Linked DNA regions of Homo sapiens: region 2 is linked to region 1. The links are chromatin loops, found by intact Hi-C in ENCODE. Cell type or tissue: GM12878. All regions are shown on one strand. Links, peaks and the distances in the headings refer to the core of each region. The heading gives the core; the rest is flanking DNA.

What was found. Peaks named below come from ENCODE experiments on the same cell type or tissue, not always from the same donor. Only the 100,000 strongest peaks of a DNase experiment are listed, where the experiment ranks them.
Region 2: a loop joins it to region 1, with 2.4 times the contacts of the local background. A loop is called at or near these places in 5 of 110 quality-filtered maps.

What each region holds. Positions count from the first base shown.
Region 1 is chr11:72,738,188-72,745,521 of GRCh38, reverse strand. The region is part of intron 1 of ARAP1 (ArfGAP with RhoGAP domain, ankyrin repeat and PH domain 1); the gene reads left to right. Among named protein-coding and RNA genes, the nearest start is that of ARAP1, 11 kb to the left of the region's middle. RefSeq lists enhancers at 2,037-2,813, 3,865-3,944, 4,015-4,064, 3,591-4,368. In GM12878, for the core only: a CTCF peak has its summit at 3,871; a DNase peak (open chromatin) is centred at 1,405; H3K4me3 peaks cover 2,795 bases; H3K27ac peaks cover 4,670 bases.
Region 2 is chr11:73,148,647-73,155,980 of GRCh38, reverse strand. IUR1 (imatinib upregulated ABL suppressing lncRNA 1) reads left to right here. Exons shown (of 4, transcript XR_950294.3): 4 at 1-201. Among named protein-coding and RNA genes, the nearest start is that of FCHSD2, 10 kb to the right of the region's middle. RefSeq lists enhancers at 1,298-1,537, 2,008-2,057, 2,668-2,887, 3,128-3,237. In GM12878, for the core only: no CTCF peak of the experiment used is centred there; DNase peaks (open chromatin) are centred at 1,620, 2,850 and 3,340; H3K4me3 peaks cover 1,409 bases; H3K27ac peaks cover 4,714 bases.

The DNA.
Region 1 (7,334 bases), core at 1,302-6,301:
AAACTTGGTCTCTCGGGTGGCCAGGCATGGTGGCTCATGCCTGTAATCCCAGCACTTTGGGAGGCCGACGCGGGCGGATCACAAGGTCAGGAGATCAAGACCATCCTGGCTAACACGGTGAAACCCCGTCTCTACTAAAAATACAAAAAAAAAAAAAAAAAAAAAATTAGCCGGACGTGGTGGCAGGCGCCTGTAGTCCCAGCTACTCAGGAGGCTGAGGCAGGAGAATGGCGTGAACCCGTGAGGCGGAGCTTGCAGTGAGCCGAGATCGAGCCACTGCACTCCAGCCTGGGCGACAGAGCGAGACTCCGTCTCAAAAAAAAAAAAAAAAAAAAAAAAGAAAGAAACTTGGGCTGCTGTGTGGGTTTGCAGCTTAAATGCAAGTTTGTTCCCAGTGGCCACAGTGTGCCTGGTAGGGAGAATGGGCCACCCCTTTCCACTCCAGGAGCAGAGTTGGAGACTGACACTTTTCCAGATGATAACAGGAAAGCTCTGGGGTAGCGGCTCCCGTGCTTGGTGAAGGGGCACCAGAGCCTTGGCTAAAGGCTTCCCTCCCCTGCTCTGCCTGGGGCTGCTCTCTTCCTTCTGTCTCTTTCTCGGCTCTAAAGATGGACATGCTAAGCCTAGGGAGTCTGAAGATCCAGGGGGTGTCTAGTGGTTCTGTTCCAGTTTCTGTTCCACGGACATGAACCAGGACACTCATTTGCCTCTACTGCCTGTGGCCTGAAAACCCACATTTCTCAGTGCAGAACTGGCTTAGCCCACTTGGAGATATGTGGGGGACGGGGGAGGGAGGTTGCTCCAGTATCTCTAATGTTGCCTGAGGCCCCCTCCCCAGTTCTTCCAAGGAACAGGCTGCTGGAGATATCTGAGCTCAGGCTCGGGGGCCAAGGTCTGAGTCATGGTCCTGACTTGCCCGTGCGGCCCTGGCTAGGTTCTTGCCCCTTCTGGGACTGGGACTTACTTTCATTTCTAGAAATGTGGAAGGTTGATTTGGTGGTTCCTAAGTGCCTAAGGAGCAGGTGGTTGGGTTGTGTGGTACTGGTCGAGAAGGCAGGGCTGGGTAGTAGAACTATAGTAGAACTATAACTGGGTGGGACTGGGTGGAATGGGAGGCACCTCGTATTGGGAGGCTGGAGGCTGGGTTCTGGCCACACTTTGGCCACTGATTTGCAGTGGCAAGTTGTCATTTGCCTGGCTCTCCATGTGTAAAATTGGGAAATGTTCGTTCAGTCAACAGATATTCACTGTGTGCCACCTTTGGGACACAGGTATCCCTGGTCTTGCCTGAGAAAGCACCCAGCCAGGGTTGGGGGTAAGAGAGTATGTATGTGACAGACACAGTCACAGATGGTGACACACACAGTCACAGATGGTGACATCTGGTGTGATCAGGGCTGTGACTGTGGGAGTCGGAGACTGCTTCCTCAAGCAGGTGGCACTTGAGCTTGCAGGGTGAGGTAGAGAAAGATGTTCTAGGCAAAGGGAACCGGGTAAGCAAAGGCTTGGTGGTGAAGCCCTGGTGTTGGAGCGTGAGAGTGGAGGAAATGAGACCAGAGGGGAGGGGCAGGTGGCAGGAGCCAGTGGGTGGAAGCCCCTTGAGCCCCACTGGGTAATGGGGGGTCAGGCAAGGGGTAGGCAGGCAGGAGAGGTAGCCCCTGCCTGAGGGCTGGGGGTTGGTCTCAGAGACTCCTAGAAGTCTGGGGTGGTTCTGCCCTGGTCTGGGGAATGGTTGAGGGGGACTGAGAGTCACACTTCCCCTGTGTGGGTGAGGGCATCCCCAGCAGTGTTTAAGGGGCCGGTCCAGCAGGAAGTGCTGGGGCAGCCTCAGAGGTCAAAAGAAGGGACAGGCCTTGCCATGGAGGGTGCCGGGGAGCCTCAGAGTCAATCTCCAACTCCTAGACCTCCAGGCTGAACCTTGACACCTGCCTCCTCCAACTCTCCCTCACTCTGCCCATCTCTCCAGGCAGCCCCTGTCCCAAGCCTCCTGAGCAGGGTGAGCTGGGGTCAGGCCCTGACCAAAGGCCTCCCAGTCCAACCCTCTGCAGACCCTGCCCCTGGCCACCCTCTTCTTGCCTCCGTGTGTGTGTCCAGCCACAGCTGCTGTGGCTCAGGAGGCTCCCTGGGGAGGGATTTGAGGTGGGGGTTGGGGGTGGGGGCACTTCAGAAGGGTGGGCAGCAAAGGCTGAAAACACTGGAAGGTGCCACATATTGAGTGCCTGCTCAATATGCCTGCAAGCCAGGCCTTTGTAGATTTCCATTCATACATTTCACAAATATTATCGATTGAGCATTTTCTTGACGTTGTCCTAGCCATGGAAGATACAACTGTGAATAAGACAAAGTCTGTGCCTCTCAGTTAAAGAGTCTGACTTTAACAAATATCCATATAAGGCAGTGTCCGGTAGTGATAAGTGGGATGCTGAAAAAGGAAACAGAGTAAGGAGATAGAGGCTAATGGGGTGCTTTTTAGGATAGAGTGGTCAGGGAAGAAAGGCCTTGCATTTGAGGAGGTGCCCGAATGGGTATGAGGAGTCATGGAGATGCCTGGGCAAGAACATTCCAGCCAGAAGGAGCTCGGGACCCAGCAGTTGAGTGGGGGCACACAGGGACAGGTTGCACAGGCCTGGCAGGCCGGCTGCTAGCTTTGGCTTTTACTCTGAGGGAGGTGGCAAGTCACTGGGGAGTGAGAACTGATCAGATTTGAGATCTGCTTCATCCCTCCCTCACAAGCCTGCAAGGTGGAGCTATCCTAATTCCATTACACAGATGAGGAAACTGAGGCTCAGAGAAGTTAGTTGAATTCCCAAATCCCACAGCAGGAGGAATCCCTGCCTGCTGCCTGTCTGTCACAGTGTGCTCCATCACCAGAGCACCCTGCTGTCCTCCATGACTTCCTGTTGTCTGGACAGTAAGGATCGGGGTCTTAGCATGGCCTTCAAGGCCCTTCTCAGTCTGCACTCAGCCTCCCTCTCCCTCTATCACTTAACCTCCCCTTCTCCTCCCTGGGCCTTACCTGTCTTCACGCTGTCCCCTTGAGAGGACCCTTGATACAGATTCTGGCTCCTGAGTGACTGAGCCAGTTACTTAACCTCTCTGAGGCTGTTTCCTAATCTGTAACATGGCCTGAAGCCACCTGCTTGCTAGGTTGTTGGAAGGATTTTATGAGGCAATCCATGTGATATGTTTAGTGTGGTGCTGGGTAGACGGTAAGCACTGCATAAACACGACCTTTTGTTGCTGCAAGCAGGGGTGGCCGGATCAGGTGAGCAAGTTCCAGGGCTCCCTGTGGGCCTGCTGGAGAATCGAGAGGGAGACTGAGTCAGGGAGTCTTCCCTAGCTGTTGTCTGATTATAGTCAGGAGACTGAGGTCACACATCAAATTGGAGGCCAAAGCCTGTGGGGCTGGTCCCCCTGTCTCCCTCTTTCCCTTCTGACCCTAGTCCCGGCCCCACCCATGTGGTCACCCTCTCCAGCCAACACAGGCAGCTTCCCCTTTCACGTGCCAGCAGTAAGGGACCCCCTTATTTTCTGTCTTCTGCATTCCAGGGGCCATCTAGAGAGTAGGCAGGTCTGGGTCCCTGTTCCCCTGCACCCCTAGTTCTGGGGTACAGAGGAGCCCACCAAGTCCCTCCTCCTTGGTGGGCAGGAGCTTTAGGTTTCCAGTGAGCTCACAGAGGAGTCAGTTGGCGGCCTCCCCTTCCCTCTTGGGGCAGGGTGGGTGCTGGCCCTCGGCCCCCAGGGCACGTGGTGAGGGTCTGTATCTTGAGTGCTGGTGTCACTGGGTCTGTCCACTCCCGCTGCCTGTGATTCTGTGGTCAGCCCTGTGCACTCCCACCCTGCTGCGGTCAGCCCTGTCTCTTCCTGTTTCTGCCTCATTTATGGTGTTCGGAGTCCCCCTCCTGCTCCCGCTGGGGGCAGTGGTCACAGGAGGATCTTCCTGGAGTCATCCTGTGGCTCCTCAGGCTGCCCCTTGCCCTCTGTGGGAGGAGTTGCCACAGGAAGTCCCCAGCCCCTGTAGAGTGTGTCTGTGCCTGAGGGCCAGGGAGCCAGGCCAGAGCCCTGTCTTGCTGGTGGTGGGAGCGCCCCAGGTCTCTGTAGGTGTGGGGCTGGTTGAGTCACCTTTCTAAGTGGGAAGGGCCTGAGCTAGGCCGAGGGTGAGGACTGGGAGAGTGGGGAGGGTCCTGGGGTGAGGCTGTGGAGGGTTGGGGTCAGGAGCTATGCCATGTATTAGATGAGCCCGGTGGGCTAGAGTATGTCCTGGTTGCAGGGGGCAGAGGCAGGAGGCAGCGGTGAGGGCCCAGAAGTCCAGGCAAGCTGAGGGGCCTGGGTTGAATGGGGGCAGTGTGGATGCAGGGCAGGGGTGTGCCCAAAACATGGTAAACAGGAAGGAGTTGGGGGAAGCGGCAGGGGTCCCCAGACCCATTAGGGGTCGGGGGTATGTGGTGGGGCCAGAGGGGCATAGTATGTGATAGGCTTTTTGACAAAGCCTAAAACCAAACCATTTAACTTTCAGCTTCATTTATTTGCAAGTGAGGTATGTTAGACATTCCTGAGTCATCCCACACCTCCTTCCCTACCTGACCCTCTTTTGGGTTGGGGCTTGGACATGAGGGGCCCCTGGGTGAGGCTTAAGGTGTGGTAGGTGAGAGTCAGGGCCAGGGTGGGGTCTGATGGTGTCTTGAGGACAAACCTCGGGGACCCTGGCGTCTCGAGTTTATTAATGAGCCTCAGTCCATTTCCCATGTGAAAGTCTGAGGGCTGCGCTCTGTGCTGCTGGCCACCAGTGCCTGGGAGGGAGACCTTATTTGATTAGCTTTGTCTTAGACCCTTGGGAGGGTAAGTCGGGGGCAGGGAGGGGGCTTTGAGTGTCAGTCTCTTATTTTCCATCCAGATGGCCTAGGAAATTAGCAGTTTCTCTTATAATAGTTCTGTTAGTAATCTATGCATGTTATACTTAAATGATAAAGCTACCTTATAATGATGGTTTTGGGGAGCAAACTGGAACAAACTCAATTGTAATGACTTAAAACATGTTTATCATTTTTTTCTAATTATAAAAGTGATAATTGTGAAAACTTGAAACAGTGCAGACATGAAGGTTGTAGAAAGTGAAAGTCTTTCAAGATTGGGGTTGGAGTTAGCGTGAGGCCTGAAAGTGGGGTCAGCAATGCCTACTGTCCCTTGGTCTTTCATGTCCCTTAGTCATTAATAAAACTGTGGTTTAGCATTTTATTAGGGTGATGCTGGTAGGGTTGCTGCAGGAAGGTTGTTAAAAGGTCCTGCCTCCCACCAGGTCCACTGTGTGTGGGTGTGCGTGTTGTGCACTGCTCAAAGGTGCCTGGCAGGTGTAGGGAAGTGAGGGCCAGAAGAAGGAGGACTGAAACCCAGCCTGTCCTCTTCTTGCTCAGCTGCTTCCCTTGGTGTGGGGCTCCTGGAAGAAGAGGAATCTTTTTCTTATTTGCCTAAAGGCCCCACCTGGGTTGGAGACAGCTCTTCTCCCCCTGCTCCCCACAGTCCCCAAGGGGAGCTGGTGAGTTCATTGTATGATGGGAGTGTGCCATGCCAGGGCATTCCAGGGGAGGTCCAGAATGCCGTGAAGTCAGGTCTGGTCTGGAGCTCTGCAGGGGGACATGGCTGGAGGTAGGCTGTGGTAGTCATTGGTGTCTGGGGTAACCGAGAACCTCAGGATGTGGAGGGAGTCTAGCCCAGAGCCTGGCTACAAGCCTAGCACCCAGGGTCAGGACTAGCCAAGACCTTAGGGCTAGGGACAGGAAGTGACTGCCTGACGGCAGAGGAGTGAGCAGAAGAGCACGCTGGCCTCCAGTACACATGCGGTGGCGTGTCATGGTCATCTGGGTGCCAGGCTCTAGGAGGCAGGGAGTGACAGCTCTACTTTGTGGAGGGGAAACTGAGGCTCAGAATGTGATGTGACTTGCCCCAGGCTTCAGACAAGAAATGGTGGAGCCAGGACTGGAACCAGACTTGCCTTGCATACTGGGTGGGGAGGGGGCCCAGGCCTGGAGCCGAGGGACATTGCTGATAGACCCCCAACTCCCCACCAGCAAGCTGAGGCAGCTCTTCATTCCCCCGGCTCTGGGGTCCCACTCAGTCCTCACTGCCCTGAGGGGCTGCTCCCCATCAGCCACCAGCACTCCGGAGACCCCAGAAGACAGGCCACACCACACATGGGCCAGGACAGGAATCTCCTGGTGCCAGGGAGAGTTATAGGGCAGAGATGCGGCCTGGGGTAGGACAGGAGACCCCAGTGTGCCTTCCTGAGACTGTTATGTGGTGGCCACCAGTCCCCGAGAGATGGAAAATAGGCTGCTTGGCCCAGAGATCGGTCAGCTGCCCACTCGAAGGCTGTACCTGCTGCCTTTCCTGGCAGGGCTGGAGGGAGGTGGCTTCTGCAGAGGCGTGGGGGCCACTTCTGCACCCTCTGGGCTGGGAACCCAGCCCCCACTAGTTCCTCATATCTGCGGAAGTGCCTCTAACACTCTTGCCTGAGTGAGCGGAGCCTGGAGAAGGCCCAGGAGGGCAGCAGACCGAAGAGGCCCTATGCAGAGGTATCACCTGGTGACTGGGCCGGGGAGGGGGCCAAGGGTGGGGTATTGGGCTGTGGGGTTGTTGCACACAGTTGAATTGCTGGTAGGAGCTGTGTGTGGTGGGAAAGGGCAGATCTGAGGTGTGGCCATTGGGTGGGGTGGTAGGTGTGTGTGGCCCTGGGAGATGTGTGGCCCTTGAGGTAGTGTGAGGTGTGCATTTGTGGTACCAGTGGGGTGTGGTTTGTAGACCCAGGCCTGGCCAGAGCTGGCTGTGTATGTTCTTGGTTCCTGTTGGGGAGCTCCGAGGAGTTTCCTGAGGTCTGGATGCTGGGGTCGCTGCCCTGCCTGCCTGTGCTGGGACAGCTGGGCCCAGGGTAGGGGATGAGGCTGTATAAGGGAGGTGGTGGTGGACAAGCTGAGGCCTCAGTTAGGACCCCTAGCCTGCCTTCCTCCCCTCCTTGCTCCCCATAGGGCTAGGTCTTTCCTTGAACCCAGGGCAGAGGCCTGTGCGGAGGGGAGCTGAGGATGCAATCAGGGGAGGCGGCCTGGCCAAGAGGACTCCAGAGCTGGGTGTGGAAAGGGTTAGGACCTTTAAGGCTGCCCTGATCCAGGGCTGACTCATGCAAATCAGAATGCAAAACAGGCTCAGGGAGGCCTCAAGAGAGAGCCACACCCACACGGTCAGCAGACTATGCAGGTGACGGAGGGCCAGCCATTGAGCCTTTCTCTCTAAACATCTTCTGTTCCCACCCCACTGACATCTCCTGTCACCAAATTCACCAGGTC
Region 2 (7,334 bases), core at 580-5,579, 410 kb before region 1:
AACTTTAATGCCCTTTCCAGCCTTAGGGATGATAATGAATTACCAAAGTGAGAAAAATGGAGGCGCAAGCTGTTGTCATCCTTCCAGAGGCACCCTCCAAGTGTGTGTGGGTGAAATGTGAGCTGGAGAGAGGATTGACAAAGAGCAGTGAAAACATATTCCTGGACCCCATTCTTTTTTTTTTTTTTTTTTTTTTTGAGATGGAATTTCCCTCTTGTCATCCAGGCTGAAGTGCAATAGCTCAATCTCGGCTCACTGCAACCTCCACCTCCCAGGTTCAAGCGATTCTCCTGCCTCAGCCTCCCGAGTAGCTGGGATTACAGACACACACCACCACGCCCAGCTATTTTTTGTATTTTTAGTAGAGATGGGGTTTCACCATGTTGGCCAGGCTGGTCTCGAACTCCTGACCTCAGGTGATCCACCTGCCTCGGCCTCCCAAAGTGCTGGGATTACAGGCATGAGCCACTGTGCCTGGCCTGAACCCCATTTTTATCTCTGGATTTTTCTCTCTGTTGAAGAATTGCTGCAGAAACCATATTCTAAGTATAAAAGGCCTTTAGATACCTAAGATGATCCCCAGAACCTTGATGTGAATCCATTTACTCATACTTTACATTCTCACTTTACACTTTGAGCATGAAGCCCATGGTGATCTGGTTGTAAAAGGTTTAAAGGTTAATTGGCAGCCAATGTTGGGGGTGAGAAGTTGCTGCTGCAGGCAGGCAGGTATTCACCAAGGCAGCAGAGAGAGGAGGCATCTGCCAGGCTGGTAGAAAGGAAATAGAAAAAGAAAACAGGCCGAGAGCGGAGGCTCAGGCCTGTAATCCCAGCACTATGGGAGGCCAAGGCGGGCGGATTGCTTGGTTGCAGTGAGCCAAGATCGTGCACTACACTACAGCCTGGGTGACAGGGCGAGACTCCATCTTAAAAAATCATAATAAATAAAATAAAAATACAAAAATTATCCAGGTGTGGTTGTGCATGCTGTCGTCCCAGCTACTCGGGGCGCTGAGGCAGGGGAATTGCTTGAACCTAGGAGGTGGAAGTTGCAGTAAGCTGAGGTCACACCCCTACACTCCAGGCTGGGTGACAGAGCGAGACTCCGTCAAAGAAAAGAAAAGAAAATAGAAGAGAAAAGAGAAGAAAGAAAATGGGCAAAAGCAACTAAAGGTACCACAGATCAAAACCTTTAAGATCAGCATTGGGTACACCATTGCATATCTGCTCTGGGCAAATCCCTTTCTGGGCCTCAGTCTCCCCATCCGTAAAATGAACAGGTTTTACCAAGGGCTCTGAGGGCTTATGATTCTCCAGGAGTTTCCTTATGTGAGGCCTTTCTGTCCCCAACCATACAGATCAGATGAGGTGTCATCAAAGTCAAGACTCCAATTTCTAGGGTTTGTGGGTTATCAGGCTTTCCTGCCACAAACTTTCCTGCCACGAACCTCCTGCTAGGCTCCTCAGGGGGAGTTCACTACTGTGGCTGTCTGGGCCGAGCCCCCAAGAAGAAACAAAACTCTCCAGGGTCTGGTGCAGAGGCTGTGGCCCAAGGTCTGCTTGCTGCCTAAGGAAGATATGAAAAGGAAGCCTGGCTCTGGGTGAAACGGAAGTGTCTGAGGTCTGACAGTTGCTCTCAGCATGGTCTCTGCAGCCAGGAGGGAAGTAAAACTGTCTGGGCATCTGGTAGTTTCTACCCTGAGAGTCCACAGGACAGTGACAAGTGGGGCCTGGTGCAGGCCTGTTCTCTGGTCCAGAGCCCTAGCTTAGGCCAGAGACAGTCTTTGGAGAGATGCTGGCCCAAAGATTTGGAGGGAGGGCAAAGGAGAATACTCTGAAGCTGGTTCATGACCTTAGGCAAATCTCTGTGCCTCTTTGGGTCCAGTTTCTCCATTTGCAAAAATGGAGTTTGGGCTAAATTTGCCTGTGCAATAAGGGTTTCTGGAATGGTGGGCACTGGGGATACAGAGACAATTTGGTTACAAGGAACCTGGATTGTTACCCTGCTGGCAAGGGACTCACAGCCTGGTAGGACATAGTTACAGAATCATTGGTTAATTGTGATTATCAATGCATGTATAGGTGCCGAAAAGCTGTGGACATAGAGCATTAATTCAGCATTCATCCAGAGATCCAGGGAAGGTTAAGCAACTTGCCCAAGGTCATATAGATATTAAGTGGTCCACCTGGGGCCAGAGTCTTGAAAGGAAGGGGAATTCAGAAGAGGACATGGCTAAATAGAAGTCTGGAAGACCAGTCTGCTTGTGCTTGCTGCTGTCATCAAGATCTGAACAAAGTTATGGAGACCCAGAGGAGGGGAGATTAATTCTGACTTAGGAGAAGGAGGAAGACTTCACAGAAGCAGAGGTTTTGAGCTGGGGTTTAAAGGGCAAATATGAGTTTATCAAGTACAGAAAGGGAGAAGGGTGTTAAAAGCTGAGGGAACAGCATATTCAGATGTGTGATGTTGCTAAAAAGAGCCTGATGAGTTGCTGGAAAAGTTGTCTGTGTGTGTTTGTGCGTGTGTATGTATGTGCGGTATGTTAGGAACAAAGAGTACCTAAAATGGGAGGACTGAGAGATGAGGTTTCATAGTCTGGCTGGAATCACACAGTGAAGGGCCTTGAATGTGTTTGGAGGGCAGTGGGCAGCCATAAAAGGGTCTTAAGCCACGGATGCATGGTCAAAATAGCCTATTAGCAGTCTTGCTCGGGCTGCTAGGAGGGCAGAGGACCAAAGTACAGGGCTGGGGCCAGGCAGAAACAACTGTAAAGAGGCAGTGGCAGAGGATTGAGGGTGTCAGGTGTCAGGCCTAGCCCCTGTCAAGAAATAGAAACTTTTCAAGAGACTACATAGGTGTGGAGGAAACAAGAATTGAAACCTGAGCCCAGCTGTGGCTGTGGTCTGGGCAGGTGCCGTAAGCAAGGGAAGTGAAAGGGTTGGGGTGACTTCCAGTTGAAGGAGGGGGATGGCTTGTGGGGGATGCTAGGGGCCTGTCCTCAGGCTGGAGACCTGTTCCAGGACGGGGCAGGGTAAGGGGCTATGCCTGACCAAGCCCCTGCCTCTTGTTCCTGCCCTCAGAGATCCCACTTCCTTCTGCTAGGCCTTAACTCTTTCTCCTGAGATATTCCTTCCCTACTCCCCACCCCTCCCAGTGTTCCATCCCACCCTTTCTAGCATCCCATGGTTCCTATCCAGGTCCTGTAGGCCCTCCAGCGAGGCTGCCCCGAGCAGCTCAAGTTCCTTGGCTTCTCCTACACCAACCTGCACTGCTCATGCTGCCTGAGCAGTGGTCTGACCATGTTTTGCCTTGAGGCCTGTTTTATTCTGTAGTGTTGGTTCACCAAACTAGTCACTGTTACTTCACTGTCACCTCACTGCAGCTGCAGGTGCCCCTGTCTCATTGGGCTCTGCCCACAAGAGCTCTTGATAAGTCAGAATCAGACCCTCATGTGCCCAGAGAAGCTAGCATTGAGTATGCCTGGCCCAAAGCATGAACTTGGGGAGGGGCTGTTCATGGGCTGCGCTGATGAGTTCTTTGTTCTGGGGCAAATCTTGACATGATTGTGTCTGTTTTTTTCATTTGTTCGTTTGTTTGTTTTTTTGAGACAGAGTCTTGCCTCATTGCCCAAGCTGGAGTGCAGGGGCACCATCACAGCTCACTGCAGCCTGGAGCTCCTGGGCTAAAATGATCCTCTCACCTTAGCCTTGTGAGTAGCTGGGGCCACAGGCATGTGCTGCCACGCTTGGCTAATTTTTTATTTTTTGTAGGGGTTATGAACCACGAGGGGTGAATTCCTTCCTGCTGGTCCCCAAATACCTGACCCTCCACCTGGATCTGCCCATTCAGATCAATCATCTCCAGGTGCAGGGTCAGGTATTTGGGGACCAGCAGGAAGCAATTCACCCCTAATGGTTCAGATGAAGAGACTTTAATGAGGGGACTACTGTACTGAGGTGTTGGCAGGGTAAGAGAACAAAAAAAAGGACGTTGAGGCACCCACCCAGAGGCTGGCAACAGTGGAAAAGTCTTACGGCCCAGCACTCAAAGGGGTCAGGAATCATGTCCAGACCGAAGTGGAAGCCAGTTGGCAAGAAGGCCTCATGAGGGAGCCCACAGAGGTCTGCCTCCCAGGGCACAGTGCAGGGTGTGGGTGTGGGTGCAAATGGAGACTAACGGTCTCCAGATATGGCTGAAAGATTCTCACCCAGATGGAATATCTGGAAGATGCCTCTGGCCTTGATGCAGTCACTTCTCTGTGATCGGTGCTGGTTTGGAGGTTTTTCCAGCTGTCCCAGAGAGAACAGGTGAAGCTTTACTTTCAGAGTAATTCCGGTACCATCTAGAAAGCATGTTCTGGTCTTGATAGTGACAGACTAGAGAGTGACAGAGGCATGTGGGCCTCAAGGGTACAGAATTATCCCAATATACAGAGTGACAGAGGCACGTGGGCCTCAAGGGTACCGAATTATCCCAACATATATAGTGACACAGGCCCAGAGAGAGTCAGAGCTGTGCCAAGGGTAAACAGGCCCAGGGCAGAACATAGTAGAACACGGTGGAGGGGAGATGCTGTGAGCTCATGTTGGAGAGGTACACAGCATCCAGATTATGGAGTTAAGGCCACACAGCTAGAGAGCAGCAGGGCCAAAGGTCCAACTGGTCAGTCTGAATTGGAACTTGACTCAAGCTCTTAACCAAGACCCTAAGCTGACCCTGTAGAGAAAAGAGAGAAGGGTGTTAAAAGCAGAGGGAATAGCATGTTCAGATGCATGAAGTTGCTAAAGAGCCTGATGAGTTGCTGGAAAAGTTGTGTGTGTGTTTGTGTGTGTGTACATATATGCTGTGTCTTTGGAACAAAGGGTACCTAAAATGGTAGGACTGAGAGATGAGGTTATGTAGGCTGGCTGGAGTCACACAGTGAAGGACCTTGAATGTCAGGTTAAAAAGCTTGGGCTAAATTTGGAGGGCAGTGGGCAGCCATAAAAGGGTCTTGAGCAGTGGGTGCATGGTCAAAATAGCCTATTAGCAGGCTTGCTTGGAAGCTGATGTGCCTGTTTGTTTGTTTGAGATGTGCAGCTTCTAAGTGCACATCTACTTGGAAGCTGAGTGCCCAGTGTGCAGACAGGAAAGGTACTGGAGTTAGTGTGACCAAGCCCAGGGTATCTTGTCTTTCAGACACACCCCATCTTCTCCTTATGGACCACTCACTCACAAACCTCCCCCGGTCACAGGCTCAGCACAGCAGGTGAGGTTATAGGCTGAATATGAGCAAAGGACAGGCCTGTGCAGGCCCTTGGGCACATCCTCCCTTAGGTTGCTGACTGGGCCTTGTATTCCATGACCTGGCTGCCCACACTTAATGTTCCACTACTGTTAAACCTCTGGGTCTACAGACCTTGAAATCCATCCATCTAGTGTGCCTGTTGGGTGCCACAAACAAGATCTCCTCCCAGAAGTCTACGGGGATGGGGACATTGATAGGATGAGTGAGATAGCCAATATTTGTGGAGTGTGATAAAACCATAAAGGACTACTGCTTTTTAAAATTGGGAGCAGAGCCAGGTGCGGTGGCTCACACCTGTAATCCCAGCACTTTGGGAGGTCAAGCTGGGCGAATTGCTTGAGCCCAGGCATTCGAGACCAGCCTGGGCAATGTGGCAAAACCTTGTCTCTACAAAAAACAACTACAACAAAATTAGCTAGGCATGGTGGCATATACCTGAAGTCCCAGTTACTCAGCAGGCTGCGGTGGGAGGACTGATTGAGCCCAGGGGGTCAAGGCTGCAAGCAAACTGTGATTGCACAACTGCACTCCAGCCTGGGTGAGAGAGCAAGACCCCATCTCAATCAAACAAACAGGAAAGTAAGACAGAAGGAAGGAAGGAAGGAAGGAAGGAAGGAAGGGAGGGAGGGAGGGAGGGAAGGAAGGAAGGAAGGAGGAAATTGTGAGCAGACATTCAAGAGGGCCACCCAAGGCTACACCATCTACCTCATTTCACAGGATTCTCTATCCAAGAGAAATATGGATAGAGCCATGTTTCCAAACGTGGCTCAGGCCCATTCAGCTTGTGGTTTTCGCTCTCTCTGTCCCTCCGCAGGGAGTGCCTGCCTCCCATGCATCAAGGCCTACTTCCAATGCAGCCCTCGTGGGCCCCTCCTTTAGACAGAGGCAGTCTTCCCCCACTTAGAACAACCACAGCACTTTGATTTTGTGCTTTGGAATTACTCAGACTCAAACAATCATTAGGGAATTCTATATCTTGCCTCTCCGTCTAGATTGAGGGTACCTGTTAATTCAACTTTTCATTCTCCCCTCCTAGAATACTACAGGTACAGAAATCATTTGCTCAATTAAATGGTGGCAGCCCAGTTCCCATGAGGAAGGTCTGGGTGACTCTGGTAATTGTGATGGAGCGGTTAACCTCTAGACACTGGGGCAGGACCATCTGTGTTCAAATAGCCTACCTCTTACTAATTGTGTGATCTCAGGCAAGTGACTTAGCTCCATTCTTGCAATCAAGACCATTGAGTGTTGTGAGAATTAATGGGTTAACACAGTCAAAGCCCTCAGAGCTGTGCCTGGTACCCCCTAAGCATTCAAGAAATGTCAGCTATTATTATTACAGCTATTATTAGGAGCCAGCCGGGTATGCTTATAAACAATTTCCCACACCCAGCAAAGCTGGAGCAGACACATACACTGGCTTAACCCACAGCCACACTTGGAAATGGGGGAGGGTAGGGAGCTGTAACTCTATTTTAGAGATGAGCAGAGGCTCAGAGAAGTCAGAAGCATTCATTCATTTAACAGGCATTTATGGTGCGATTTCCACATGTCAGGCACTGCCTCTCCTCCCACTTCAAATTCAGTGAATCCTCAGAGTGGGGCTGGAGGCTAGGGACAGAGGACTATGTATTTTAAACAAGCACCCCCTGGTGATTCTCAGCTTAGGCAAGTTGGAAAGATGATTGGATTGTAAGGTCCTAAGGCAAGCATCTTGTCATGTTCCAAGTTTGGACCTGGGTTTTATGGGGGATATCATTTTTTGGTGGCAGATTAGTTTAGCAGTTAACAGCACAGACCCTGTAGCCTGGTTAATTGGGTATACATCTCAGTTTGCCACTGGCTGCATGACCATAGGCATACCTAACCTGTGAATGCCTCATCTGTAAAATGAGGCTAGTAATAGTACCTACCTCAGAGTTGTGAGAATTACATTAGTTTTTTATGCGAAGTGCTTGGAAGGCTGTCTGCCACATAGTAACTATTATAAAGCATGAGCTATTATTATTAATGTACACAGTGTAGACAAGCATCAGACAGAAGGCC